Linked DNA regions of Homo sapiens: regions 1, 3, 4, 5 and 6 are each linked to region 2. Evidence: chromatin loops called from intact Hi-C (ENCODE). Cell type or tissue: PC-9. All regions are shown on one strand.

Evidence for each region. Hi-C counts contacts between places; a loop is a spot of excess contacts. Peaks named below come from ENCODE experiments on the same cell type or tissue, not always from the same donor. Only the 100,000 strongest peaks of a DNase experiment are listed, where the experiment ranks them.
Region 1: it touches region 2 in a loop (37-fold over the local background); 65 of 110 quality-filtered maps call a loop at or near these places.
Region 3: it touches region 2 in a loop (27-fold over the local background); 4 of 110 quality-filtered maps call a loop at or near these places.
Region 4: it touches region 2 in a loop (17-fold over the local background); 105 of 110 quality-filtered maps call a loop at or near these places.
Region 5: it touches region 2 in a loop (2.4-fold over the local background); 16 of 110 quality-filtered maps call a loop at or near these places.
Region 6: a loop joins it to region 2, with 13 times the contacts of the local background. A loop is called at or near these places in 71 of 110 quality-filtered maps.

Annotation. Positions count from the first base shown.
Region 1 is chr16:10,254,198-10,259,197 of GRCh38, reverse strand. No RefSeq gene overlaps it. Among named protein-coding and RNA genes, the nearest start is that of GRIN2A, 74 kb to the right of the region's middle. In PC-9, CTCF peaks have their summits at 2,013 and 2,215 (motif pointing left); no DNase peak of the experiment used is centred here; H3K27me3 peaks cover 1,133 bases.
Region 2 is chr16:10,734,240-10,739,239 of GRCh38, reverse strand. No RefSeq gene overlaps it. Among named protein-coding and RNA genes, the nearest start is that of NUBP1, 7.1 kb to the left of the region's middle. RefSeq lists an enhancer at 1,483-1,532. In PC-9, a CTCF peak has its summit at 1,986 (motif pointing right); DNase peaks (open chromatin) are centred at 279, 769 and 1,959; H3K27ac peaks cover 1,123 bases.
Region 3 is chr16:9,157,637-9,162,636 of GRCh38, reverse strand. No RefSeq gene overlaps it. Among named protein-coding and RNA genes, the nearest start is that of HAPSTR1, 68 kb to the right of the region's middle. In PC-9, CTCF peaks have their summits at 2,118 and 2,318 (motif pointing left); a DNase peak (open chromatin) is centred at 2,377.
Region 4 is chr16:10,511,956-10,516,955 of GRCh38, reverse strand. It overlaps LINC01290 (long intergenic non-protein coding RNA 1290), which reads left to right. Exons shown (of 2, transcript NR_149081.1): 2 at 1,724-2,114. Among named protein-coding and RNA genes, the nearest start is that of LINC01290, 14 kb to the left of the region's middle. In PC-9, CTCF peaks have their summits at 1,985 and 2,184 (motif pointing left); a DNase peak (open chromatin) is centred at 2,085; H3K27ac peaks cover 550 bases.
Region 5 is chr16:10,670,409-10,675,408 of GRCh38, reverse strand. The region is part of intron 5 of TEKT5 (tektin 5); the gene reads left to right. Among named protein-coding and RNA genes, the nearest start is that of TEKT5, 22 kb to the left of the region's middle. In PC-9, no CTCF peak of the experiment used is centred here; no DNase peak of the experiment used is centred here.
Region 6 is chr16:10,915,969-10,920,968 of GRCh38, reverse strand. CIITA (class II major histocompatibility complex transactivator) reads right to left here. Exons shown (of 20, transcript NM_000246.4): 15 at 4,510-4,602; 16 at 2,443-2,529. Among named protein-coding and RNA genes, the nearest start is that of DEXI, 24 kb to the left of the region's middle. In PC-9, a CTCF peak has its summit at 2,016 (motif pointing right); a DNase peak (open chromatin) is centred at 2,038.

The DNA of each region.
Region 1 (5,000 bases), 480 kb after region 2:
AGTGGACAGGGAGCATGACCACTGAAGCACAGCACCACAGGGAGGGGTTTAGGCCTCCAGATGACTGTGGGCAGGCCTGGATAATATCCAACCTCCCACAAGAAGGTGGTGGAGCAGAGTGTTCCCTGAGTCCTCCAAGTAAAGCGAGACTCCCTTTCATGGTCTGCTAAGTCACGGGTGCTTTCCCAGGCACTGGCATTACCGCTTGACCAAGGAGCCCTCAAGCGGCCCTTATGCAGGCGTGACAGAGGGCTCACCTCTTGCCTTCTTGGTCACTTCTCACAATGTCTCTTCAGCACCTGACCCTATCCCCGCTGGTTATTCCTTTGTTATATCAGTAATTAAACAAACAGTAATATTAAAGGCTAATGATTAATAATGGTTATACTAATGATTGATAATGTCCATGATCATCTCTATATCTAATTTCTATTATAACTATTCTAATTGTAACTATTTTCTTCATTATACTGAAACAGTTTGTGCCTTCAGTCTCTTGCCTCGGCACCTGGGTAATCCTCTGCCCACAATTTATCACGTTCTTATTGAGTGTTCCTCAGCATTATGCTAGGAAGGGGGATACTGTAGTGAGTTAGACTTCACTCCTCATTTCCCAGAGCTTCAAATCGAGTAATGATGACTGCAGGCCTTCTTGGAGTCTTAATTAACTGAGTATACCTAATTTGCTCAAAAAGGAATTGGGTGTCCTGCATTTTCTGGCCTGAAAACCTTTTTAAATAAAACTACTTTTTGAGTTCATTATTCCTTGGAACACATCTTCGGGGAATTCTTGAGTTAGGCTGTAGTTGCTAACACTGAGGTTACCATAACCATTACTATCCCTTGTGTCCTCAGAGGCCTGGTGTTCATTGAGTGTTTACCTTGTGGCCTTCGCATTTGTCATTGTATTTATTATTTATTTTTATATTTTGAGATGGAATCTTGCTCTGTCACCCAGGCTGGACTGTAGTAGCACGATTTCGGCTCACTGCAACATCCATCTCCTGGGTTCAAGCAATTCTTGTGCCTCAGCCTCCTGAGTAGCTAGGATTACAGGGACCCGCCACCATGCCCAGCTAATTTTTAAATTTTTAGTAGAGACAGGGTTTCAACACGTTGGCCAGGCTGGTCTCAAACTCCTGACCTCAGGTGATCCTCCCGCCTCAGCCTCTCAAAGTGCTGGGATTACAGGCATGAGCCACCGGGCCCAGCCTTGTATTTATTTTTATTATTTATTAATTTATTATTTCTATTTTTAGAGACAAGGGCTTCCTCTGTTGCCCGGGCTAGAGTGCAGTGAATGATCATAGCTCACTGTAACCTTGAGCTCCTGGCTCAGGCGATCCTCCCGCCTCAGTCTCCTGTGTAGCTGGGATTACAGGTGCACCACCACACTTGGCTAATTTTTTTTGTTGTTGTTTTCTGTAGAGATAGGGTCTTGCTATGTAGCTCAGGCTGGTCTAAAACTCCTGGGCTCACACAGTCCTCCTGCCTCAGCCTCCCAAAGGGCTGGGATTACAGGCGTGCATCACTGTGCCTGGCTGGATCACTGTGTTTCATTCTTACACTGATGCTGATGTCAATACTTTTTAAAAATCCCTTCTTGATACATGAGAAAATGGAGGCATAGAGGAGTGACGTAGTCTGCCCAAGATCACCTACTTGGGAAGTGGCAGAGCCCAGATTTGGATCCTGCTAGAGCCTGCAGAACCCCTTTAACCCAATGGTTTGCCACTGAGGGTGATTTTGCTCCCACGGGTCAGCTGGCAATGTCAGGAGACATTTTTGCTTGTCACTAGTTGAGATGGAGGTGCATTGGCATCTTGTGAGTAGAAACCAAGGACGCTGCTAAACACCCTAACATGCACAGAACAACCTCCCACAACACAGAATTACCAGCCCCAAATGTCAACAGTTCCAAGGTTGAGAAACCCTGCTTCAGCTAATCATTACACGGGTTTTAGTTCTATGAGTACCCCACAATTCATTAGGGAGACAGGACAAAGGCATACATGAATTCTAGTACAAGGAAGAGGCATGCTACAGAAAGGGTATAAATCATCCTTATGGCCCTCATTAGACCTTTTAATTTCCTTATAAGCCCTTTATTGCCACGGCTAATCCTTGCTAACCCTGCTCAGGGCTGTTTTCAGCAGAGGAAAGTTACCGAGCCCGTCCCCGCCCCCCGCCCCGCTTGACGTCTGGCGCCTCCTGGTGGCCTCAGGAGAAACTCCATCTTCCTCAGATACCCCACAAAGTCCTTCCCCTTCACCTGCCCCAACTCCAACCTCAGCCGCATCTCCCTGGGGCCCCTCGGCATCCTGATATAGTCACTGCCTCCCGTTGGTGGTCACCTACTGGCCGCAGCCCGGGACCTCTCACAGGAGCTGCCCTCTCTGCCTGTGAGTTTCTCCATTCTTTTTTTTTTTTCCCAGCTTTTGCACTGGGTACACTTTTTTTTTTTAAACTCTCCACTATGTTAATGAGGACCATTTTTCTTCTGCTTTGCAAACCCTGCTCACCCCTTCAGACGATGCTTAAAGACCCTCTCCTCCTGGACATCTTTCTGATTCTCCCAGAAAAAGTGAATGGCAGGGTCTTTTGTGCTTTCAGGCCTGGGATTTATGGTTAGGTTATAACTTACTAATTTATGTCTCTTTGTTCGTCCATCTGTGTGTCTGTCCCTCCACCTGTGGCTTCTAAGCCTGACTACAAAATGTCCTGGAGGGATTGCTAAAAACAAAGAAAGAAACAAGCAAGCAAACGATCTCCATCACTACAGGCATTTGCGTATATTTTTACATTCCCAGGGGGTTCTGAAGTACCCTAACATCTGAAAACAGCTCTGTATTGTTGCTCTTCCTTGTTCAGATCTGGCTGAAATGTCACCTCCTAAAAGAAGTGTTCCCTGACCTTTTGTAGTATTAATGACAAGGTTGGAAGAGGTGGCTCGAGGATTTATCACTGGAGGCTTTGAATGCCAGGTTAGGCAAGACAACGGGACATGGCTCTGTGGGCTTCTTAGGGTTTTTACCAGAGGGAGGGAGGTGATTCCTGGTGAGTGTTGGCAGTGTTAGTCCAGCAGGTTGGTGCAAGATGGGTGCAGGAGAGGTGAGGGCTAGATGTGGGGAGTTCCTACTAAGAGTTCTTGTAGCAACTTGGGAATGAGGAAACCGGGGCTTGGGCTGGCTTGAAGGCTGTGAGCATGGAGCTTCGGGGAGAGGAGAGAAGGGGACAATGTCAACACGTCTTAGACAGGTCCAGGCACTGATTAGCTATGGGGATGGCTGTGATGAATGAGTCAGACATGGCACTCAGAGTTCTAGCCTTGGCACCAGAAGGCTGGTGCTACTGCCAGAGGTAGAAAAGGCAGGGGAGAGCTCCTCTCCTGAGGGTAGATGATGGATCAACACTGGGACCCACTGAGTTTGAGATCCTAAGAGGATCATCTAAGAGTGGACTGAGAGGAAGGTCAAAAGAGGGGAAACTAGAGAGGAATCCCTGGAAACACACGATGCCTCATTTCCTGAGTTCAAGAAATAGCTCTTCCGGCATCTCCTACGTGCAGGCCCCCACGCCAAGTGTGCGGGTGAAGTGATGGATTAAACGGGTGTGATTCTTGCCCTCATGGAACTTCCCCTGTAGTGAGGGAGAGAGAGGAAAGAAATGTACCAAATATTTTCCAAAATTAATAATGGCTGGGCGCAGTGGCTCACACCTGTAATCCCAGCACTTTGGAAGGCGGAGGTGGGAGGATTACTTGAGGCCAGGAGTTTGAGACCAGCCTGGGCAACATAGACCTCGCTAACAATAAAAAATATTGGCCGGGCGTGGTGGCTCATGCCTGTAATCCTAGCACTTTGGGAGGGTGAGGCAGGCGGATTGCCTGAGCTCAGGAGTTCAAGACCAACCTGGGCAACATGGTGAAACCCCACCTCTACTAAAATACAAAAAATTAGCCGGGCTTGGCGGCGTGCGCCTGTAGTCCCAGCTACTTGGGAGGCTGAGGCAGGAGAATTGCTTGAACCCGGGAGGCGGAGGTTGCAGTGAGCTGAGATTGCATTGCTGTACTCTAGCCTGGGTGACAGAGCGAGACTCCGTCTCAAAAAAAAAAAAAAAAAAAAAGCCAGGCATGGTGGTCTGTGTCTGCAGGCTAAGGTGGGAGGATTGCTTGAATCCAGGAGGCAGAGGTTGCAGTGAGCCGAGATTGTGCCACTGCACTCCAGCCTGGGTAAGCGAGACTCTGTGTCAAAAATAAATAAATAAAATAAAATGTTAGCCAGGTGTGGTGTCATGCACCTGTAGTCATGAGTCTCCTGAGGTGGGAAAATCCCTTGAGCCCAGGGGTTCGAGGCTGCAGTGAGCCATGATTGTGCCACTGCACTCGAGCCTGGGTGACATAGCGAGATCCTATTTCTTTTTTGAGACAGAGTCTCAGTCTGTCACCTAGGCTGCAGTGCAGTGGCACGATCTTGGCTCACTGCAACCTCTGCCTCCTGGGTTTGAGAGATTCTCCTGCCCTAGCCTTCCGAGTAGCTGGGATCACAGGCACCTGCCATCATGCCTGGCTAATTTTTGTATTTTTAGTACAGATGGGGTTTCACCATGTTGGCCAGTCTGGTCTCAAACTCCTGACTTCAAGTGATCCTCCTACTTTGACCTCCCAAAGTGCTGGGATTACAGGAGTGAGCTGGGATTACAGGAGTGAGCCACCACACCTGGCAAGACCCTGTCTTAAAACAATAATAATAATAATAATAATAATAATTGCTCTGAAAGAAACCAAGATAAAGAAAAAAAATGTATCTTAAGTTCCGTTCCCTAGAGGCAGTCTGAGATGGCAACTGTTGTGCCAGTGATTTTTTGAGGGGCTGCTCTCAGTGAAAGGAAAGTCAGAGAAGCCAGGTAGTTAATCCTTTAGAGAAGGTTTCAGGTATGAGCCCTAAGTAGCTGATACCTACAGCAGTTGGGGGTGGGTCCACTGGCCTGGTGACAAGGAT
Region 2 (5,000 bases):
GTCTGGCCAACATAGCGAAACCCTGTCTCTACTAAAAATACACAAAAAATTAGCTGGGTGTGGTGGTGTGCGCCTATAATCCCAGCTACTCAGGAGGCTGAGGCAGGAGAATTGCATGAACCCGGGAGGCAGAGGTTGCAGTGAGCCAAGATTGTGCCACTGCACTCCAGCCTGAGTGACAGAATGAGACTCTGTCTCAGAAAAAAAAAAAAAAGGTTGGGCGTGATGACTCATGCCTGTAACCCAGCACTTTGGGAGGCCGAGGCGGTTGGATCACTAGAGGTCAGGAGTTCAAGACCAGCATGACTAATAGTGTGAAACTCCGTCTCTACTAAAAATACCAAAAATTAGCCAGGTACAGAGGCGCATGCCTGTAATCCCAGCTACTTGGGAGGCTGAGGCAAGAGAATTGCTTGAACCTGGGAGGCAGAGGTTGCAGTGACCCGAAATCACACCACTGCACTCCAGCCTGGGCAACAAGAGCAAAACTCTGTCGCAAAAAAAAAAAAAAGTCACATGGTCATGCCTAAAAAAGTATAGGAAGTACAGTTTTATATGACTGGAAGTGGAGGAAAACCAGATATCCAGGATCACAGTGATGTTTCCCACAGTTCCCTGAATTGTTTCTCAGTCTTAACATTCTTTCCCCATGAAAATCAGACCAAGTCACTCTGCTGCTCATAAACCGTCAGTGGCTCCCTATGGCCCACAGGATAAGGCCCAGTTTTCATATGGTGTTCAGTAGCCTGCATGACTCATTTTGACCCTTCCAGCCTGAGTGTCACTGAGAATATCGAGTCTATTCACTAAACAGCTGGCCTTTGCCTGGCACCCTAGTTCATTGCTGTCACTCACACAGGCCCTTCTGCCAGGAAAGGCCACTGCCTGTCTCTCGCCTATCTGGCTGTGGCCCAGTCCTCTGTGACAGGCCAAGTCTCAGCAGCATCTCCCCATGGAGGCCATTCCTGGCCTGCGGAACTGAACACACTGCGTTCCAGAAGTCTGAGCACGGTTTTCCATTCTAACAACTTCCGAAGTATGAATGCCATAAACTTAACAAAAATTAGCATTTGAAATTTTGTGTAATTTTCCTTTACACTTACTTAGTTCTGTGATTTTGAAAGACTAGATTTTAAATTTAAATTTAAATTTTTTTATTTCAGTTCCTCTGACTGAAGATGGTGAATAATGACTAAAAATGAAAGTTAAATTTACAAAGCTAAGTAAGTGCCAAGGATTTAAATAGACTTCAAAATAATTTTAAAAATAAATTAGTAAAACTATAGAGTCCGAAGATCAGGGTTGCTAGGAGTTCAGCGGGTGGGAGGGGATAAGGGGTAAACGGGAGCCCAGGGAACTTTTAGGGCAGGGAAGCTGCTCTGTGTGACTATGTAATGGTGGATGCATGTCATTATGCATTCGTCAAATCCCATAGAACGTACGACACCAAGAGTGAGGCCTAATATAAACCATGGGCTTTATTTAATAATAATGTGTCAATATTGGTTCATCAACTGTGACAAATGTACCACACTAATGCAAGATGTTAAAAATGGGGGAAACTGGGCAGGCGTGGTGCCTCATGCCTGTAATCTCAGCGCTTTGGGAGGCCGAGGTGGGTGGATCACCTGAGGTCATGAGTTTGAGACCGGCCTGGCAAACATGGTGAAACCCTGTATCTACTAAAAATATAAAAATTAGCCGGATGTGGTGGTGTGCGCCTGTAGTTCCAGCTACTCGGAAGGCTGCAAGGCAGGAAAATCGCTTGAGCCTGGCAGGCGATCTCACCACTGCCCTCCAGCCTGGGCAACACAGCGAGAATCTGCCTTACCAAAAAAAAAAAAAAGATTAGTGGATGAAACAAGACTAAAACCTGGTTACAGCGGCTAAAAATTTCAGCCAGACAGGGGCACTTTAAATATTCAAACAAGGTCAGCGAGCACCCTTAGAAAACACAGGAAGTGCCTGCGGTTCCTTAGTTATACCAGCAGGTGGAGCTCTCCCCCCACCTATGATCAAGGTACTCAGGCAATGGAAACAAAATTAAGTTTAGGTGTAGAAAATTTTCTGCTTCTTCCCTGGGATCCGGCAAATATAACAAGGGGCTATATACACACCAGGTGTTCAACACATAATTGAGTCGAAAAACAAGGCTCAGATGCATTATATAGAGAGAAACTGGAAAGGACGTGGATCCTTGAATGCCAGGTGTTCGCATTCAGGCTCCCTGTCTCAGTTTCCGTCTCTGAAAAATGTCAACAATAATATTCAAGGAATTATTGTTGGGAAGATTAAACAAGTTAATGAGTAAAACAGTTTTTTAGAGTGTCTGGCACTTTCAAGCCCTATATAGGTGTTAGTAATTATCAGTTTATTTCTTTTTTTAATGAGACAGAGTTTCGCTTTGTCTCCCAGGCTGGAGTGCAGTGGCACAATCTCGGCTCGCTGCAACCTCCGCCTCCCAGGTTCAAGCGATTCTCCTTCCTCAGCCTCCTGAGTAGCTGGGATTACAGGTGCCTGGCACCACGCCCGGCTAATTTTTGTATTTTTAGTAGAGACGGAGTTTCGCCGTGTTGGCCAGGCTGGTCTCGAATTCCTGACATCAGGTGATCCATCCGCCTTGGCCTCCCAAAGTGCTGGGATTACAGCCGTGAGCCACCACTCCCGGCCGGTTTATTTCTTAAGCTGCTTTGTTGAGGTATACCTGATATACAACAAACTGCACATATTGTAAGTATACAATTGCCAAGTTTTGACATATGTATGTACCCAAAGGTTTCCTTGTGGTCCGCTCTTGTTCTTTAGCAATCACTGACCTGTTTTCTTTCACTGTAGATTAGTTTGGATTTTCTAGAATTTTATATAAATGTAATCATACAGCATGCACGCTTTTTAATTCAGCTTCTTTCACTCAGCATATTTATTTTCGTTTCATCCACATTGTTGCGTGTATGAAGCTCGTTTCCTCTGGTTGCTATGTGGTATTCCATTGTATGATTATACTAGTTTATCTGTTAATGGACATTTGGCTGTTTCCAGTTTTGGGGTGTTACAAATAAAGCTGCCGTGAGCATTTTTGTGCAGGTCTTCATAGTGACGTGTATCTTCATTTCTCTTGCTTAAATACCTAGGAGTGGAATGGTAGATGTGCATTTAACTTTTAAGCAACTACGAGGCCGGCACGGTGGCTCATGCTTGTAATCCCAGCACTTTGGAGGCCAAGGCGGGTGGATCACGAGGTCAGGAGATCGAGACCATCCTGGCTAACTCAGTGAAACCCCCATATCTACTAAAAATACAAAAAATGAGCCGGGCATGGTGGCCTGTAGTCCCAGCTACTCGGGAGGCTGAGGTGGGAGAATCGCTTGAACCCAGGAGGCTGAGCTTGCAGTGAGCCGAGATCGCACCACTGCACTCCAGCCTGGGCAATGGAGCGAGACTCTGTCTCAAAAAAAAAAAAAAAAAAAGAAACTACGAAACTGTTTTCCATAGTGATTATGCATATTCACCTGCAGGATATGAGACTTTTAACTGCTCCATATTCTTGCCAGCAGTGGGTACAGACAACCTTGGATTTTAAATATTTCAATAGATGCATAGGTTACAGACAACCTTGGATTTTAAATATTTCAATAGATGCATACTGCTGTATTATTGTAGTTTTAATCTGCATTATTTTAATGACTGTGTTAAACATCTTTTCCTATTTATTTATTTATTTATTTATTTATTTTGAGACAGAGTCTCACTCTGTCCCAGGCTGGAGTGCAGTGGCCCAATCTCTGCTCACTGCAAACTCTGCCCCCCAGGTTCAAGTGATTCTCATGTGTCAGCCTCCCGAGTAGCTGGGATTACAGGCATGTGCCACCACACCGGGCTAATTTTTGTTTTTTAGTAGAGATGGGGTTTCACTGTGTTGGCAAGGCTGGTCTCAAACTCCTGACCTCAAGTGATCTGCCCACCTCGGCCTCCCAAAGTGCTGGGTTACAGTTGTGAGCCACCAGGCCCGGCCTGAACATCTTTTCATGTGCTCACTTGACATTACATATTTTTTGTTGAGAGTGTTCATTCAAATCTTCAAGTCCACTTTATAAAATTTGGTAATTTGTTTTATTATTGAATTTTGATATTATGTATATATTCTGGATGGAAGTCTTTTTTTTTTTTTTTTTTTTTGAGACAGAGTCTCACTCTGTTGCCCAGGCTGGAGTGCAATGGCATGATCTCGGCTCACTGCAATCTCCGCCTCCTGGGTTCAAGCAACTCGACTGCCTCGCCCTTCCAAGCAGCTGGGACCACAAATGCATGCCACCACGCCTGGCTAGTGTTTGTATTTTTAGTAGAGATGGGGTTTCACTGTGCTGGCCAGGCTGGTCTCGAACTCCTGACCTCAGGTGATCTGCCTGCCTCGGCCTCCCAAAGTGCTGGGGTTACAGACATGAGCCACTGTGCCCAGCTGGAAGTCCTTTATCAATAATGTGTTTGGCAAATGTTTTTTCCTAGACTGTAGCTTGTCCTTTTATTCTCTTAAAAGTGTCTTTTGAAGAGCCATTCTTAATTTTGATGAGGTTTTATTTGTTCATTTTTTTCTTTTATGTATTGTATTTTTGATATTATATCTAAGAAAGAGTTAACCGAATGCAATGCCACAAAGATTTTCTCCTGTTTTTCCTTCTAGACATATTATAGTTTTAGACTTTACATTGAGGTCTCTGATCCATTTGGAGTAAATTTTTGTAGGTAATTGTGGTATGTAGTGTGAAATATGGGTTGAAATTCATTTTTTTCTGTTTGGATATCCAATTGTTCCAACATCATTGGTTGAAAAGTCTAGCCTTTCTCCACAAAATTAACTTTGTACCTTCATTGAAAAATCAATGGACCATTTCTGGACTCTCTCTCTCTCTGTCTATCTATCTATACACACATATACACATATATATACACATTCATATATACACATATATACACATACATATATACGCATATGTATATACACA
Region 3 (5,000 bases), 1.6 Mb after region 2:
TGCCTTGCCCAGGGTCAAACAACCAGTAAGTGTCAAAGCTGGGATTTGAACTAAGGGTCTGGCTGAGCCCAAAATCATTTTCCATGATATCATTGGGCCTTGACCTTGGCTATATTGGAATCATCATGACTATATTGAACTTTAAAAATAACAAGCTGGGCATGGTGGCTCATGCCTGTAATACCAGCACTTTGGGAGGCTGAGGCGGGTGGATCACCTGAGGTCAGGAGTTCGAAATCAGCCTGGCCAACATGGTGAAACCCTGTCTCTAATAAAAATATAAAAATTTCCCAGGCGTGGTGGGGCATGCCTGTAGTCCCAGCTACTCTGGAGCCTGAGGCAGGAGAATCTTGAACCCGGGAGGTGGAGGTTGCAGTGAGCCAAGATTGTGCCACTGCACTCCAGCCTGGGCGACAGAGTGAGACTCTGTCTCAAAAACAAATAAATAACATACGGGCCAGGCACAGTGGCTCATGCCTGTAATCCCATCACTTTGGGAGGCTGAGAAGGGAGGGTCACTTGAGGCCAGAAGTTCAAGACCAGCCTTGGCAGCAAAGTGAGACCCTGTCTCTACAAAAAATTTAAAAATTAGCAGGGTGCAGTGGCACACGCCAGCTACTGGGGAGGTTGAGGCAGAAGGATCACTGGAGCCCAGGAGTTCGAGGCTACAGTGAGCTATGATGCCACCACTGCACTGCAGCCTGGGCAACAAAGTGAGGCCTTGTCTCAAAAAACAAAAACAAAAACAAAACACACACACACACACAAATTATGGTCCCAACCCTAAAGCATGTAATTAGTCTGATGGAATTGGTCTAGGGTGGCCCCTCAGCCACACACACATTAGGGATTTTAAAAAGCCAGTTGACTCCAATGTGCAACCAATGCTGAAAACAGCTACAGGATACCAGTGGTTCCTGCCCTTAAGAATGCATCAGCCTCGCCAGGCACGGATGCTCACGCCTGTAATCCCAGCACTTTGGGAGGCTGAGCTGGGAGGATCACTTGAGCCCAGGAGTTCAAGACCAGCCTGTGCAACATAGGAAGACCCCATCTGTAAAAAAAAAAAAAAAAAATTAAAAATTAGGCAGGCGTGGTGGTGCACACCTGCAGTCCCAGCTACTCAGGAGGCTGAGGCGGGAGGATGGCTTGAGCCCAGGAGGTCGAGGTTGCATGAGCTGTCATTGTGCCACTGGACTTCAGCCTAGGCAACAAAGCAAGATCCTGTCTCAAAAAATATTAATAATAATCCATGAGACCCAACTGGAGGGCTTGTTAGGGGCCAGTTGCTTGCCCCCCAACCCCACAGTGTGCCTTTCTAAGACGCTGATGTTGGTGGTCTGGGGACCGTGCTTTAGAAACACCACCCTCACGTGGACCTGTCCGTTATCTTTTCTTTCATCCCCGTTTTGCAGAGAGGGACACTAAGCATCATGGAGCTGACCACGTTTATCACCACCCAAGACCACGTAGGCAGCCGTAGAGGCAGTCAGGCAGCCTCGCCTCTCGGCTTCCTTTGAGGTTTTAAAGGCTAAGAGGGTGTCATTTGTGGGTTCTCAGTGTCCTAGCCTAGATCCATGTGACAATTTTCTTTTTTTTTTTTTTTTTTTTTTGAGACGGAGTCTCACTCTGTTGCCCAGGCTGGAGTGCAGTGGCATGATCTCGGCTCACTGCAACCTCCACTTCCTGGGTTCAAGCGATTCTTCTGCCTCAGCCTCCCAAGTAGCAGGGATCACAGGCGTGCACCACCACGCTCGGCTAATTTCTGTCATTTTAGTAGAAATGGGGTTTCGCCATGTTGGCCAGGCTGGTCTCGAACTCCTGATCTCAGGTGATCCACCTGCCTCGGCCTCCCTAAGTGCTAGGATTACAGGTGTGAGCCACCGCTCCCGGCCCACGTGACCATTTTCTTTCTGCCTGGTATTTGCCAATGTGCTTAATGAGTCTGCGTTGAATTAAAGAATGCCCTGGCTTGCCCCCGCCCCCATGAATCCCTCTATAAACACATACGTACTAACCAAAAAGAAGGATAAATAGAACACACTGAAACGCCAGGGTGACAGCTACCTGCAGCACTGGCTGAGTTTTCATTTTCTTCCATCTCCTGAGAGAAAGGAAGCCACTCCCTTTCTGGGAATATGAGCCCCCGGCTGACTCCAGGCGGCTCATCCCCCTACCTTCCTCTGCAAAAACGAACAGGGATTTAAGCAGCAGCAAAGACACTCGGAGGTCATCTGGGCCATCTCCCAGCATCTCCTGTCTCCTGTCTGGGCGGCAGCAGGCGAGGCTACCTGGGTCCTGAGACTCCCCGAGGACGGCGATCCCCTGCTGCCCCCTGCTGGCTGAATTGGTAATGGCTGAGAAGTGAACGCAGCTGGGAATGCAGGAACTTCAAAGTCTCCGGTCTCTCTGACTCGTAGTCTCCCCGCCTCCTCTTGAAAGATTCAAGTTCCCCTGGAAGATGAGCCAGCCTTTCCAAAACTACCTTCAGTATCTGCACTATGCCTGCCCATTCACATTCATATTCTCCACTAATTCCCACAATTGTATTTCTGAGAGAGAGACCTTCAGTATCCCGGTCGTTCACCAAATGTTCCCTGGGTGCTGCAAGGAGTCTGGCTGTGTATGAGTCCAGGAGTTCAAGACCAGCCTGGGCAACATAGCAAGACCCCACCTCCACAAAAAATGAAAAAATTAGCCAGGAGTGATGGCACTCAACTGTAGACACAACTACTAGGGAGGCCAAGGAGGGAAGTTTGCTTGAGCATGGGAGGTGGAGGCTGCTATGATGGTGCCACTGGTACTCCAGCCTGGGCCACAGAGTGAGATCTTGTCTCCCCCCCCAAAAAAGAATAATATTCTGTAACACGTGAAAAGTATACAAAATTCAACTCTCGATGTCCATATATAAAGTGCGTTTTTGTTTTTACTTTTTTGTAGAGACAGGATCTCATTCTGTTGCCCAGGCTGGTCTCAAACTCCTAGCCTCAAAGGATCCTCCCACCTTGGCCTCCCAAAGTGCTGGAATTACAGGCGTGAGCCACAGTGCCCGGCCTCCAGTTGTCTCTGAAGTCTCCTTTTTCTTCTGGTAGACCAGGGATCAGCATACTTCTGTAAAAGGAGAGTGAATATTTTTCATTTCGTGCGCCATGCAGTCTCTGTCCAAATGACTCAACTCTGCTCTTGTATCTAGAAAGCAGCTGTAGATGATATGTCAATGATGAATGTGGCTGTATTCCAATAAAACTTTATGTATGGGTCAGGTATGGTGGCTCACACCAGTAATCCCAACACTTTGGGAGGCCGAGGTCGGGAGTTCAAGACCAGCCTGACCAACATGGAGAAACCCCATCTCTACTAAAAATACCAAATTAGCCAGGCATGGTGGAGCCGGCCTGTAATCCCAGCTACTCAGTAGGCTGAGGCAGGAGAATCGCTTGAACCAGGAAGACGGAGGTTGCTGTAAGACGAGATCGCACCATTGCACTCCAGCCTGGGCAACAAGAGCGAAACTCTATCTGAAATAAAAAATAAAAAATAAAAAAATAGACAACTGGGCTGTGGGTGGTGGTGCATGCCTGTGGTCCCAGCTACTCGGGAGGCTGAGGCAGGAGAATTGCTTGAGCCCAGCAGTTTGAGATCAGCCTGGACAACAAAGTGAGACCCTGCCTCTACAAAAAAAGAATTGTTTCTTTTAATTAGCCAGGCATGGTGGCATAAACCTGTAGTCTCAGCTACTTGAGAGACTGAGGCAGGAGGATTGATTGAGCCCAGGAGTTCGAGGCTGCAGTAAGCTATGATTGCACCACTCCAGCCTGGGCAACAGAGCGAGACCCTGTCTCTTACAAAAAAAAAAAAAAAAAAAAAAAAGAGGCTGGGCACCATGCCTGGAATCCTTGTACTTTGGGAGGCTGAGGCTGGAAGATCACTTGAGCTCAGGAGTTCGAGACCAGCTGGGGCAACATGGTGAAATCTGAAATCCTGTCTCTAGCAACAATACAAAAATTAGCCAGGCACGGTGGCACATAACTGTGGTCCCAGCTACTCCAGAAGCTGCGGTAGGAGGACCACTTAAGCCTGAGAGGTCAAGGCTGCACTGAGCTGTGATAGCACCACTGTACTCCAGCCTGGGTGAGAGAGCAAGACAAGAAAGAAAGGGAAGGGAGGGGAGGGGCGGGGCAGGACAGGGAAGGGAAGGGAAGGGAAGGGAAGGGAAGGGGAGGGGAGGGAAGTGAAGGGAAGGGGAGGGGAGGGAAGGGGAGGGGAGGGGAGGGGAAAAGAAGAGAAACTAAGAGACCAGGAGTGGTGGCTCAAGCTTGTAATCCTAGCACTTTGGGAGGCGGAGCGGGGTGGATCACCTGAGGTCAGGAGTCCGAGGCCAGCCTGGCCAACATGACAAAATCCCATCTCTACTAAAAATACAAAAAAATAAGCCGGGTGTGGTGGCAGGCACCTATAATCCCAGCTACTTGGGAGGCTGAGGCAGGAGAATCGCTTGAACCCAGGGGGCAGAGGTTGCAGTGAGCCGAGCTTGCGCCACTTCACTCCAGCCTGGGTGAAAGAGCGAAAGTCCATCTCAAACAAAGAAAAAAGGAAAGAAAGAAAAAATACTAAAGAACTGGCTTTAGTTGAGCAACTATAAGACAATTTCTATGCAAGGTGCTTTGCACACATGACCTTGCTAATCCCCAAGGCAACCTTCCAGGTGCCCTTATTACCCACAAGTTACAGGTGAGAAGATGGAAGGTCAAGGCCACAGAGCCAAGAGGCAGCAGGGTTGAGGTCAAACTCAAGTCTGTCTGACTCCAAAACTCATGTTTATTCGATTACCCGAAGCTGCCTCCCTGCTCAAAATCTTAGTATGTTTCCATTTTACAGATGATTCACCTGTGGCTAATGGAGGTCAGGTGACTTGCCCAGGGCGCTCAGCTAGTGAATGAGGGAGGACAGACTTGAGCTCCGGTGTCTGACTGCAAATCCCGTATTGTATCCTAGACTGT
Region 4 (5,000 bases), 220 kb after region 2:
AACTCAGGAGGCGGAGGTTGCAGTGAGCCATCATTGCTCCACTGCACTCTAGCCTGGGCAACAGAGAGAGACTCTGTCTCAAAAAAAAAAAAAAAAAAAAAAAAAGGAGGTTTAATTGGCTCATGGTTCTTCAGGCTTTATGGGAAGCATGATGCTGACATGTGCTCAGCTTCTGGGGAGGCCTCAGGAAGCTTACAGTCATGGTGGAAGGCAAAGGGGAAGGAGGCATGTCACATGGCCAGGGCAGGAGCAAGGGTGGGGGCGCCACACATTTTTATTTTATTTATTTATTTTTGAGACAGAATTTCACTCTTTTTGCCCAGGCTGGAGTGCAATGGCGTGATCTCGGCTCACTGCAACCTCCACCTCCCAGGTTCAAGTGATTCTCCTGCCTCAGCCTCCTGAGTAGCTGGGATTACAGGCAGGTGCCAACACCCCCAGCTAATTTTGTATTTTTAGTAGAGACGGGGTTTCACCATGTTGGCCAGGCTGGTCTCCTACTCCTGACCTCAGGTGATCTGCTCCCTCGGCCTCCCAAAGTGCTGGGATTACAGGCGTGAGCCACTACGCCCAGACACCACACAGTTTTAAATGACCAGATCTCATAAGAACTCACTATCACAAGGACAGCACCAAGTGGATGGCACTGAACCATTCATGAGAAACCACCTCCATGATCCAATCACCTCCAACCAGGCCCTACCTCCAACACTGGGGAGGAAAATTCAATGTGAGATTTGGGTGGGGACAAATATACAAACTACATCAACACCCCGAATTCTTTCTGGAGAGCTCTCTCTGCCTCCCTGTGGGCAATGTCTTGTAGAGGTCAATCAAAGTGACTTGTAGCATATGACCCAAGCCAGGCCAATCAACTTCCTCTTTCGGAGCCTCTCCTGGGCTCCCCAGTGGGATGCCACAAGGATGGAAACCCAGTTGATCTTGATTCCTCCAGCGCCTGTCTCCTATGAAGTCTCCCCTTCAGCCTCTTCTCTGATATTCTCCTTGCTGTGTGTTGAGCCTTCTCTAGCCCAGAGCAAGATTCTGGGGGTTACCCCATGTGCTTCCCCCAGCCCCTCTCCTGATTAAGTTCTGGTGCTCTCAGCAACTCTGAGTTTTCTGAAGGTTTTCTCTCCTTTTTTTTTTTTTTTTTGAGATGGAGTCTCACTCTGTCACCCAGGCTGGAGTACAGTGGCACAACCTCGGCTCACTGCAACCTCTGCCTCCTGGGTTCAAACGATTCTTGTGCCTCAGCCTCCCTAGTAGCTGGGACTACAGGTGCATATCACCACGCCCGGCTAATTTTTTTTTTGTATTTTTAGGAGAGACGGGGTTTCACCATGTTGGCCAGGCTGGTCTCAAACTCCTGACCTCAAGTGATCCTCCCGCCTCCGCCTTTCAAAGGCTGGGATTACAGGTGTGAGCCACCACACCTGGCTGAAGATTTTCTCTCTTATTCCATGACTGCATCCTGCTGCAATGCTCTGGAAACCTTCGTCCTGTTTTATATTTTCAAAGGGAGCAGAAAAGAGTTGAGGTTTCCTATGTGATTTATTTGGCCACATTCAACTTAGTCCATCAGATAAGCTTTGTTATCGTTGACTACATAGACTGCATGGCTTCTATGGTTTCATTGAGATTTGAACACTTTTCACTTGTGTTGGATTTTCAGCTTAAACTAATTTATTTTAATTGACGTCATTCAATTCCAATTTTATAAAAGGATGAACGCACGACGGAAAAGAGTAGGGAACATTTTGCTTGATGAGAAAATCCGCCAGCAAGGATGTTGGGCTCTAAGCAGAACTGAAGCTCTGGAATTAAGAACACAGCCAAGGAAGAGCTCTGGACTCTGAGTTTAAAGAAGCTGACTGACTTGTAAGGCAATTCCAGGTAAGATTGGTGAATCAAGTTAAGAATCAAAAGCAACTGAGATCAACGTGGAGGCCTGGAAGGTAAGGGCCATATTTTACCTAGATACTAGCTTAGAGACTTGCTACATTGGCACTGTATTTTAAGTATGTTATTTAGTAGTATTGTGAAATCAACTGGTTTCAACATTGAAAAGGATAAAAATAGCTTATGAAAACAAAACGGTTTTTTTTTTTTTTAAAGGATAAGGTGCATGTTTAATTTCAATTGCAGAAATGAAGGGAAGAGGCACTCCTGCCACCTGGTGGGCATTTATCCAAATTGTTTGTTCAGGTCTTTTAGGGGTGAAATTCGGGTTGTTGAATCTAGGTTGAACACACAAACATTCCAGCCCCAGCAGCAGTTGGGTCTTATTTCCTTCCCCTTGACCTGGGATCTGTACCTTTCTGTTTCCAATTAAGGCCTTTATAAATGAAAGCAACCTGGTTTGGCCAGATAAAAGTTCATGTCTCCTTGCCCGTGTCCTTGTGAACTGTATGACACTGCTCTCTGGAAATCTCGTGTGTGTACTTTTCACTTGTTAACCTCCTGTGTCCCCCACTACAAGGTCAGCTGCAAGAAGGCAGGGATTCTGTCTGGTCTTGCTATTCATGATAGTGCCTGGTACACTGTCTGGCATATTGGTCGATAGTTCCCTGATGAATGAAAATTTAACAAATAGGTGAAAACAGAGTTTTGGGTTGCCTGAGTGGCATGTTCCAAACCTTTACCATATGGTAAACCTCTTAGTTCAACTGCTAATAATTTCTTCTGTGTCTTGGGTTACAATCAACCTACCCAAGTTTGGCCTCTATCTTGCTGCAAGAAATAACTCCTGCCCATAGCTGTACCAGATTAGATTTATACAGAACCCAGTAGCCTGAAAGAAGACCTCCAATCCTACTACTTAACTATCCCAAATATCTCTCTGCTTGCTACTCATGGGTCCCAATTTGCAAGCAAGTGGTAGGTGAGTGTCCCTGGCTCATGGGACATTTTTTTTTTTTTCGTAAGGAGATAAGGGGTAGATAAGTAGAATTAGCCCAGTGGGAAATGATTTCAAGCTGCGGATTGATGATTAGGGTAATTTGTGGGTAGTCCAGAGAATGCCCCATGATCCTAAAGAATTACCATCATGCGTTGTTGCGATAGTGGTCAGATGAGTTTGAATTGATCATTGGCTGTGATTAGGGAGTCTCCTGTGCTGACCCATGTCCTCCCTTCAGAGGCATCTGGAACATCAATCCTGCAGATTATTCAGCTCATTAGGAATTCCCCGTGGAAGCTCAATACTTTCCTGAATCTGAATAGTTAAACCTCTGTGTTGCAAAAATCAAATACCATCTGGCTTTTGTGTTGTCTTGGCTAAATCCAGTCAATCCCAGCTTCTTCAATGGCATTTATGATATTCTGTTCCCACAAATCCAGAGAATCATAACTGGGTTAGAAACAGTTTTATTTAATCTTGGGTGTAGAAAGATTGTTTTCATAGATCAGACAGCATTTACCTCCATCAGAGTAAGAAAAAAGAATGTCCAGGTGTGTCCTTGCCCCAGTGATCACAGCATCTGTTGATATGTTCCTTGATATCAGTATATAGATCAAACTTACTGTCATCTTTAAAGAAGTTTACTTCATTCAAGTGCGGTGGCTCATGCCTGTAAAACCAGCACTTTGGGAAGCTGAAGTGGATGGATCACTTGAGGTCAGGAGTTCGACACTAGCCTGGCCAACATGGTAAAACCCTGTCTCTACTGAAAAAGTACAAAAATTAGCCAGGCATGGTGGCATGTGCCTGTAGTCCCAGCTACTCAGGAGCCTGAGGCATGAGAATCGCTCGAACCTGGGAGGTGGCGGTTGCAGTGAGCCAAGATCGTGCCACTGCATTCCAGCCTGGGCGACAGAGTGAGACTCCATCTGAAAAAAATAAATAAATAACTTAATGGCATTGACAAATGGTTGCCCACCCCACAAACCACCCACATACCCTAGTATCAAAATTATGGGAAATTGTTTCTTTCAAAGAGACTTCAGAAAAATATTGTATCCTGGTATAGAATGGATGGTTATTTCATTGTTTATATGAAAGGGCCTTGCTTGTTGACCAGTATTTGTATTTTAATTAATTTTTGTCCTTTCCCACTATCTAAGTAGCAAATCTGTCATAACTCCTGTGGTTACTGTCTTTTTAGACTTTGCCTGTGTGTTTGGATGTTTGGATTCCAGTAGAGAGGGTTCTTCCCCCGACACAGTCCCACCACTCGTAGTTCAATTGCAGGAGAGGAAAAACTTCATTTATCCTGTTAGATTCTGTGACTGGAGTCTGTAAGTTAAACTGACAACAGGTAGATGAACAGGAGGAAAGACATACAAATTTTAATATTTTTACATGCATGGGGCTTCACATAAAAGGAGCAAAAATGCAAAGCAGTGGTTAGACTTGGGGGCTTATATACCATTTTCCTTTTTTTTTTTTTTGAGATGGAGTCTTACCCTGTCACCCAGGCTGGAGTGCAATGGCATGATCTTGGTTCACTGCAACCTCCGCCTTCTGGATTCAAGCAATTCTCCTGCCTCTGCCTCCCAAGTAGCTGGAACTACAGGCACAAGCCACCACGCCTGGCTAATTTTTTGTATTTTTAGTAGAGACTGAGTTTTACCATGTTGGCCAGGCTGGTCTCGAACTCCTGACCTCAGGTGATCTGCCTGCCTTGGCCTCCCAAAGTGCTGGGATTAGAGGCATGAGCCACTGTGCATGATCAAAAAAAGCAATTTTTAAAAAAAAATTACCCAGGAGTGGTGGTGTGTGCCTGTAGTTGCAGATACTCAGGAGGCTGAAGTGGGGGGATCTCTTGAGCCCAAGAGTTGGAGGCTGCAGTGAGCCATGATTGTGTCACTGCACTCTAGCCTAGGTGACAGAGAATCTGAGAAAGAGAGAGGGAGGGAGGGAGAGTTTGGGTTCCTAGGGCTGGTAAGTTGTGGAAAGATGACTAGGAAGTGGTGGGTAAGGGTTGTTTAGTAATGTTTGTCATGCCAACTCATCTCTGTGCCAGTCACCCTGCCTTGGTATAGAGAAACATCTTTACATG
Region 5 (5,000 bases), 64 kb after region 2:
CTTTTTCACACCTCTGGGTTGGCTCTTGGAGTCCTCTTTGGATGGAATTTATAGTCCCTGCTCAATGCAAATTTAGATTCCCACTGGGTGCCAGATGCTGCGCTAGGCACTAGGAATAAAATGAGGAGCCGTATAAACATGGGCGCTGGCCTCTGGGGACTTGACATTCTCCTGGAGGAACAGTGGTGGCTGTGAAATTTATACACAGAAAGAACTTGGATGATAGTCAAGTCAGAGGGAACTAGCCTTGAATTTGTGTTTGCAGAACAGTACCCCTTTTTAAGGCCAAGCACAGTGGCTCACACCTGTAATCCCAGCACTTTGGGAGGCTGAGGCGGGCAGATCATTTGAGGCCAGGAATTTGAGACCAGCCTGGCCAACATGGTGAAACCCTGGCTCTACTAAAAATAGAAAAAATTAGCCAGGTGTGGTGGTGCTTGCCTGTAATCCCAGCTACTTGGGGAGGTTGAGGTGGGAGAACTCGCTTGAACTTGGGAGGCAGAGGTTGCAGTGAGCCAAGATCACACCACTGCACTCCAACCTGGGTGACAGCGAGACCCCGTATCAAGAAAAAAAAAAAAAATAAGAACTGTGCCCTTTCTTATTGTGTCTCTATCTTTGGGGGGATTAGTGGGCTGCAGGCAGGGTTTGATGGAAATTACAGTGGTAGTTTCAGCCCACCTACATCTGCCACCCGTTGATCTGGTACTCCAAAAGAGACAATAAAATAAATAAATAAAGTTTATTTTTCTTTTCTTCTCTCTCTGTTTTTTTTTTTTTTTTTTTTTTTTCTGAGATGATCTTGCTCTGTTGCCCAGGCTGGAGCACAGTGGCACAATCACGGCTCACTGCAGCCTTGAACTCCTGGGCTCAAGCGACCCAAGTAGCTGAGACTACGTGTGCGTGCCACCACACCTGGCTAGGTTTTTTAGTTTTTTGTAGAGACAGGGTTTCGCTATGTTGCTTAGGCTGGTCTCAAACTCCTGGGCTCAAGCAGTCCTCCCACCTCAGCCTCCCAAAGTGTTAGGATTACAGGCGTGAGCCACCATGACTGGCCTCGAAACAGGAGTTTCCATGAAATCATTGCAACATTTTTATAGGGAGGGAGCAAGGGTGGGTGAGCCAGATATTCTCATGGGACCCACACTGGGTGGAGCAGAGAAGCAGGGGACGTTGCCACCGAGAACAGATCAACAGGGAGTTGAGCGGCCAAAAGTTGGTGGGAAGAGGATTCCGGAGAGAGCAGCAAGGGCAAAGGAAGCGTCCGGGATGAAGCTGGAGGAAGGGGCAGGTGGGTCTGGGTAGGCCTGGTGAAGGGTTTGGATTCCTACCTAAGAGCAATGGGGAGCCTTTGAAGATTTTAAGCAGGACAGTGTTTGGATCCAAGCTTGTCCTTTTGTTGATTTCTTTTCTGCCTGCGTGGCAGAAGGGACGCAGAGGTTAAGAATGGATGCAGCGGCCGGGCGTGGTGGTTCACGGCTGTAATCCCAGCACTTTGGAAGGCAGAGGCAGGAGGATTACTTGAGGTCAGGAGTTCGAGACCAGCCTGGCCAAGATAGTGAAACTCCATCTCTACTAAAAATACAAAAAATCAGCTGGGCATAGTGGCATGCACCTGTAATTCCAGCTACTCGGGAGGCTGAGGCGGGAGAATCATTTGAACCCAAGAGGCAGAGGTTGCAATGAGCCGAGATCTCACCACTGCACTCCAGCGTGGGAGACAGAGTGAGAATCTGTCTCAAAAAAAAAAAAAAAAAAAAAATAGAATGGGTGCAGTGGTTAGGAGGCTCCAGAAGAGGCCCAGGGAGTGGGGAAGGCTGCCTGTGCTGTGGTGGTGACATCAAGTGGAAGAAGGACCAGAAAAGGGTGAGATACCTGGAGAAGGCAAAGTTGGCATCGAGTTGGCCTGTGCACCTTCCCTTTATCTTTCATGAACTATTTTCCTACTAATCCTCTAGGACAGGGTTGGCAAACTTTTCCTGTCAAAGGCTAGATGATAACTGTTTTCAGCTTTGCAGGCAATACGGTTTCTGCCTCTATACTGCAAAAGCAGCCGTGGACAATCTGTACAAAAATGAGTGTGGCTGTGTTCCAATAAAACTTCACAAAACTAGGCAGTGGGCTGGATTTGGTCCACAGGTTGTAGTTTTGACAACCCCTGCTCTGGAACTTAGCTCAAAAGTCGCTTCCTCCAGGAATCCTTCCTAAACTCCACGGTTTATTTGCACTCACCATCTCTGGGTGGCCACTGCGTTCTGAGACTGTGTTTTCATTGCTCCTTCCATCTCATATCTTTTGGCTAGAAGCACTGACCCTGAGCCAGACTGCATGGTTATGATGAATCCTCTATAAACTTGGACAACTTTCTTAACTTCTCTGAGCCTCAGTCTCCTTGTTTGTAGAATGAGGATAGGAATTACTGTCACAGGAGGCTGAGGCAAGGAGGATCACTTGAGCCTGGGAGGTGGAGGCTGCAGTGAGCTGTGATTGCACCACTGCACTCCATCCAACCTGGACAACAGAGCAAGATCTTGTCTCAAAAAAAAAAAACAAAAAAAAACAAAAACAAAAAATAACTGCCGTGAGGATTGAGTTAATGCAGGCATAACACCTGAAGGAGTGCGGGCACATAGTAGGCACCATGTTTGTGCTAGTGGCTGTGATCTTAATGTACTAGTTGATTTACTTGCCTATATGTTTTCAGAGCACTGCTCCTGATTTAACCTTGTCCCCCTACTGCTTAATAACTGCCTGGTACTCCTTACATCTTTCTGCAATGAATGGAAGGAATCTACAATGTTGAGGTGGTTTTTTTGAGACAGTCTCGCTCTGTAACCCAGTCTGGAGTGCAGTGGCGCAATCTCGGCTCACTGCAACCTCTGCCTCCCTGGTTCAAGTGATTCTCCTGCCTCAGCCTCCTGAGTAGCTGGGATTACAGACACCCCCCGCCATCACGCCCCAGCTAATTTTTGTATTTTTTGTAGAGACGGCGTTTTGCCATATTGCCCAGGCTGGTCTTGAACTTCCGGGCCCAAGTTCCCTGGGCTCAAGTGATCCACCTGCCTCTGCCTCCCAAAGTGCTGGAATTACATGTGTGAGCCACCATGCCCAGCCTGCAATGTTGAGTTTTGTACTGAGGTTTTTTTTTAAAGAATGAAGCATGCATGAATGAATGCCTTAAATGTCCCTTTTTCTTTTTTTCATGCAAAGACCCATTTTTATTATGGTAAAATACACATAACATAAAACTTAGCATTTTAACCACTCTTAAGTGTACAGTTCTGTGGCATTAAGTACATTCATACATTGTGCATCCATCACCACAATCCATCTCCAGAACTTTTCCATCTTCCCAGTCTGAAACTCTGCACCCATTAAACACTCCCTCCCCTTTTCCATCTCCCCCCATATCCATGGTAATATCATTTGGCTGTGTTTCCACCCAGATCTCATCTTGAATTATAGCTCCCATAAACCACATGTGTCAGTGGGAGGGACTCAGTGGGAGGTAATTGAACCATGGGGGCAGGTTTTTCCCGTGCTTTTCTCGTGATAGTGAATAAGTCTCTTGAGACCTGGTGGTTCTATAAAAGGGAGTTCCCCTGCACATTCTCTTTTGCCTGCTGCCATGTTAGACGTGCGTTTGCTCCTCCTCTGCCTTCCACCATGATTGTAAGGCCTTCCTAGTCATGTGGAACTGTGAGTCCATTAAATCTCTTTTTCTCTATAAATATCCCAGTCTTGGGTATGTCTTTATTAGCAGCAGCATTAGAACAGACAAATACAAGTAACTACCATTCTGCTTTCTGTCTTTGATAATTTGACTACTCTATGGACTTCATATAAGTGGAATCATACAGTAGTTGTCCTCCTGTGACTGGTTAATTTCACTTGGCATAATGTCTTCAAGGCTCATCCATGTTGTAGCATGTGTCAGAATTTCCTTCTTTTTCAAGTCAGAGTAATATTCCATTGTCTGTCTATACCACGTTTTCTTTATCCATTCATCCATTTATGGAGACTTGGTGGCGTCCATCTTTTGGCTCTTGTGCATCTTCTTTTAATGAGGCATCTCATACGGTGGATCAAATGTAGTTCATTGTCATGTTTCATTGCCTGAAGTTTGTGGTCTGGGGATGACTTGGAAAGGCTCTTTTAGTTGGCTATTGGTACCTGGTTTCTCACCTGTGAAACAGGGATAAGAATTTCTACATGGTAACATTACTGTATTAATGAGGTAATCTCTGGAGCTCTTAAAACAGTGCTTGACAAATGATAAACACTCAGTAAAAAGGTAACTGTAAGTATTAATATAATTACTGATGGAGAGAGAAAGGATCTTTTGAATGGAGGTGGGGAGAGCAAAACCTTTTCGCTTTCCAAATTCCTCTAGTGAGGATCCCTTGAGCCCCGGAGTTTGATGCTGCAGTGAGCTATGATCGTGGCACTGCACTCCAGCCTGGGTGACAGAGCAAGACATTGTCTCTAAAAAATTAAAATTAAAATAAGTTGAAATAAATAAATAAATACATAAATAAATAAATAAATAAAAATAAAAATTCCTCCAGGGAAGTTTTGAATTATTACTAACAACCTCATCACTACAGACTGGAGGGTTTTTGCAACCTCATGGATTTTTATTAATAGTCATAATTTAATCACCAGCTGTTCTGCAAATAAGTTAGCACCCATCTGAAATGCACCAAACTCCAACCCTACGCTATTGACATTTTCCTGAGCAAGGATTTGTCTTCTGGTTGGTGAATTTCACATGGTGTTATTCTAAAATAATAAAGGAATTTGATGCAATGAAGATAAATGTATAGCAACCATTTCACTTTTCAACAGTTTACTTTGGCTAGAGGATTTGAAATGCTCTCTTCTTTTTTTGAGGTGGAGTCTCACTCTATCGTGCAGGCTGGAGTGCAGTGACGAGATCTTGGCTTACTGCAACCTCTGCCTTCCAGGTTCAAGTGATTCTCCTGCCTCAGCCTCCTGAG
Region 6 (5,000 bases), 180 kb before region 2:
TGAACTCGGGAGGCGGAGTTGCAGTGAACTGAGACTGCACTCCAGCCTTGGCAACAAGAGCGAAACTCTGTCTCGAAAAAAAAAGAAAAAAATAAATAAATGCAGCAGGTTTACACTGCTGCCAAGTGGATTCAGGCTAAATCAACTCACATCACGGGTCGGCCGGTACCAGTGCAGAAACTAGATGGGGGTTTTGCAATCTCTGAACCCTGGAGACCCTTCCTCCACCCCACAGGGAGAGTAATCTGACCATATTTCATCGATGCCAAGACATATATGTCACCATTTGAATATCATTGAGATCAGGATGTGTCTTATAACCAATAGCGTGTCACAGTTTGCATTTTGGCCTCATATTGGGGTCTTACAATGGATGGCATCTTAGATTCCATGAAATATGATGTTTCTTAAAGGGTAAATCAGGCTGGGCATGGTGGCTCACACCCGTAATCCCAGCACTTTGGAAGGCTGAGGTGGGTGGATCGCTTGGGCCCAGGATTTCAAGACCAGTCTGGGCCACATGGCGAAGCCCTGTCTCTACTGAAAACACAAAAATAGCCTGGTGTGGTGGCGGGCATCTGTAATCCCAGCTACTTGGGAGGCTGAGGCATGAGAATCACTTGAACCCAGGAGGCAGTGCTTGCAGTGAGCTGAGATCATGCCACTGCACCTTAGCCTGGGCAATAAAGTGAGACTTGGTCTCAAAAAGAAAAGAAAAGAAAAAAGAAAAGTGTAAATCAGATCAAGTGTCGCCTTCCCAGGCCCACCTACTTTTCCATTCACACTGAAAAACTGCAAATACCTCTTGTGACCCACAAGGGCCTCCCTGTGTGATCTGGATTCCCCTGACCTCCCCTACTTCCACCATTGCCCAGCCTCTGTCCCTCATTCACTACACACAGCCACAGTGGCCCTTCTGACCCTTAAAACACAGCCCCTTTTCCCACTTAGGGCCTTTGCACCTGCTGTTCTTTCTTCCTAGAGTCCTTTTCCCCTAGAGCTTCCCACGGAAGAATCATCTCCCCAGAAGTCCTGTACCCTCCTGGGGCTTGTTAGTTTCCTTCCCAGCATGAATCACTGTTTTACAATATTTTATTTATGTATGTGCCTAATTCCTACTACGCAAAGAAACTCAAAAGCAAGAACGACATCTGTCTAGTTCATACTTGTATCTCTAGTTTTTAGCACAATTATGAACCAGACAGATTCTATTTTTGCTTCTGAGTTTCTTTGCATAGCAAGAAGTAAGCACCTACATAAATAAAATATTGTAAAACAGTGATCATGCTGGGAAGAAATTAACAAGGCTCAGGAGGGTATAGGACCCAGCTACTTGGAAGGCTGAGGTGGGAGGTTCGCTTCAGTCCAGGTAGTCGAGGCTGTAGTGAGCCATCATTGCACCCCTGCACTACAACCTGGGTGAGACCCCATCTCCAAATAAATAAATAAATAAATAAATAAATAAGTTGGCCGGGCATGGTGGCTCACGCCTGTAATCCTAGTACTCACTTTGGGAGGCCGAGGCAGGTGGATCACCTGAGATCAGGAGTTTGAGACCAGCCTGGCCAACATGGCGAAACCCTGTCTCTACTAAAAATATAAAAACTAGCTGGACGTGGTGGTGGGCGCCTATAATCCCAGCTACTCGGAGCACTGAGGCAGGCGAATAGCTTGAACCTGGGGGGGGGCAGAAGTTGCAGTGAGCTGAGATCACACCACTTCACTCCAGCCTGGGTGACAGAGCGAGACTCCATCTCAAAAACAGAAATTAAAAAAATTAAAAATAAATAAATAATAAGGGACCAAATGCCATCTTTCCTGGGAATCTGACTCTGGTTGTCCTCAGTAAGTGAAGAGCTCTGGCGAAGAGGAGAGCAGTTTCTCTCAGTCTGGCGAGTAAGAAGAGCTGGTAATGCTGAGTTGGATGACTGGGGCTCTGGTCCAAGCTCAGTCCGCTCATTACCTCTGGGACCACACCAGGGCCTGGATGGAAGTCACTCAAAAGCAAGAGGTGCTATGCCAAGGCCTACCAGAAGGTGGCAGTGAAACACTGACCGGCATGTAAGTGACAAGGCCGGCAAAAGCTGACGTACGTGGTTAGCCTTCCAGAAGCCACCACCCCTAGGTTCCGGAAAAAGCCTGGTCCCGCCATCCCTGGGGGAAAAGGAGCAATATTTATTGCATAACAGAACCTGGCATTGTGACAAGTGCTTACATAGACCATTAGGATGGTTCCCATTTTCCAGGTAAGAAAACAGCGGCTAGGAATGAATAACTGACTTGCTCAGAGTTTCTTTCACCACGTCCCGCTAATCCTTTTGTTCAGGGCTGTGGTGATTGCTTCTAGGGTCTCAGTGTCCCCTGCAGCCAGCACGATGTGGGTTCCCTGCGCTCTGCAGCCCCCCAGCTCAGCACCTGACCGGTATCCGGGGCCCCACTCACCTTAGCCTGAGCAGGGATGCAGCGAGCGAAGGCAGGGCCTCGGCGAGTTTGTAGGCACCCAGGTCAGTGATGTTGTTCTGGGACAGACTGCGGGGACACAGTGAGGGGGAGGGCTCAGGACCAAACTTGCATGCCTCACTTTGACCTCAAGGAGAGTTCTGGGTCATAGGCTGTGAATGGCGCTGTCGACAGACTTAAGCTACCTCTCGGTAAATAGGAGGATACTGTTAGGTCCTGTGGCCAAGTGGGAGGGCAGGGATGAGGAGGTGGATGGGAGGGAGAGTGCACCCTCCTGCCCCCACCTGTCCCATGACTTTACAACATCCCCTCTTTTCCCTCTGCGCCACTTTTCAGCACTATAATGAAATAAGTGTTGGCATTATTTGTTTAATGGCTGTGTAATCCTTTCTGCCGGGTTGTGGGCTTCACATGGAGCAGGGCTGTGTCTGTTTTGCTCATTACTGTATCCCTGTGCCTAGAGCACTGCCAGGCACATAGTAGGTGCTCAATAAATACTTAAGTGGGGTGGCGGGTAAGAAAGAGGGGGACGGAAGGACTAAGGAGAAGAAATCTAGCTTACAGTGTTACCTAGGACACTAGAAATTACTGGAGAAGTCCCACAGTCCTACAATTAAGGAAATTGCTAAGTAAATTCCGGTAAATTATTTGGCCATCCTAAGACCTTGGTTGTGAGGGGGAGTGTGGGAAGATTTTGATATCCTCTAGGTTCAGTAAAAAATCATGTTGAACTGGGCGTGGTGGCTCATGCCGGTAATCCCAGCACTTTGGGAGGCTGAGGTGGGCGGATCACTTGAGGTCAGGAGTTCAAGACCAGCCTGGCCAACCTGGTGAAACCCCGTCTCTACTAAAAATACAAAAATTAGTTGGGTGTAGTGGTGCATGCCTGTAATTCCAGCTACTTGGGAGGCTGAGGTGTGAGAATTGCTTGAACCCAGGAGGTGAAGTTTGCAATAAATAGATCGTACCACTGCACTCCAGCCTGGGCTACAGAGCGAGACTCCGTGTCAAAAAAAAAAAAAAAAAATCCCATTGAACCAGGCACAGTGACTCATGCCTGTAATCCCAGTACTTTGGGAGGCAGAGGCAGGAGGATGGCTTGAGCTCAGAAGTTCAAGACCAGCCTGGGCAACGTGGTGAAACCACGTCTCTACAAAAAAATACAAAAATTAGCGGGACGTGGTGGCATGCACCTGTCCCAGCTACTCAGAAGGTTGAGATGGGAGGATTGCTTGAGCCTAGGAGATTGAGGCTGCAGTGAGCCATGATTACACCACTGCACTCCACCCTGGGTGACAGAGCGAGACCTTGTCTGAAAAAAAGAAAAAAAATCACATTGATCCTCCTGTATCTTATCCATCTCCAACTTCCCAGAGCCCAGAACAGTTTTTAAAAAGTTTTACTGTTTTGATAATAATGCTTTATTGATAAATCCTAATCTATCTCTCCTATTTCACCCCCCAGTATAATTTTCTGTCACCAAACATTATTTTCATTACTGTATACTTTATAATTACCGACTTGTTTACTTGTTCATTGTGTCTCCTCACTAGAATTTAAGATTCCTGAGGTCAGGGGATTTATTTGTTTTGTTTAAAGCTGGGTCTCCAGGGCCTAGAAAGGTGCCTGCACATAGTAGGTCCTCCTTAAATATTTGTTGATTAAATTAATAAATGGTTGGGTAAGTAAAGAAATGATTGAGTGAGCGGTTGGATGAGGGAGTAAAGAAATGACTGCATAAGTGAATGGATGAATCATTGAATGGAAGGATGAATGGCTGATTGAATAGGTGAATGAGTGAATGGATGAATCCACTGGGGCTGGGCATGGTAAGTCACACCTATAATCCCAGCACTTTGGGAAGCGGAGGTGAGGAGATTCCTTGAGGCCAGGAGTTCAAGGCTGCAGAGGTATGATCATAGCACTATATTCTAGCCTGGGTGACACAGCGAGCCCTTGTCTAAAAAAACAAATTTAAATTAATTTTGAAAAAGTCAGCCGGACTTTGGGGGCCCGATTCAGCAGGAAGGGCAGGCCCAGCTCACTCACTTGAGGGTTTCCAAGGACTTCAGCTGGGGGAAGGTGGCTGAGAGCTGCGAGACACCCTCGTCCCCGATCTTGTTCTCACTCAGCGCATCCAGGCTGCAGGTGGAATCAGATGGGGGCCATCAGCTAGCGTCCTGGGGCCATCTGACCCTTCCCATCCCAGTGAGGGCCTCCTCAGCCCTGGCACCTGCCCTTCCCACCCCCCAGCTCTAATACACCATAGGCAGCCGGCACATTCCTGAGCTTTTCAGACGAGGACTTCATCACCTGGGGGCTCCAACCAGGCAGCCAGAGGGCAAAGTCTAACTCATGATGGACTTGAATCCCTGTTTAGCTTCTTAGGAACTAAGCCCCTGAGGCTTGGCAACTTCCTTAACCTCCACTGTAAAGTAGGACTATGCTCCCCAATCCCTCCCCAGCTGAATTGCTGAGAGCAGCAAATGAGGTTGTGAGGAAAGGAGTTTCAAAGGTCACGAAAGGATCTACAACTTTTT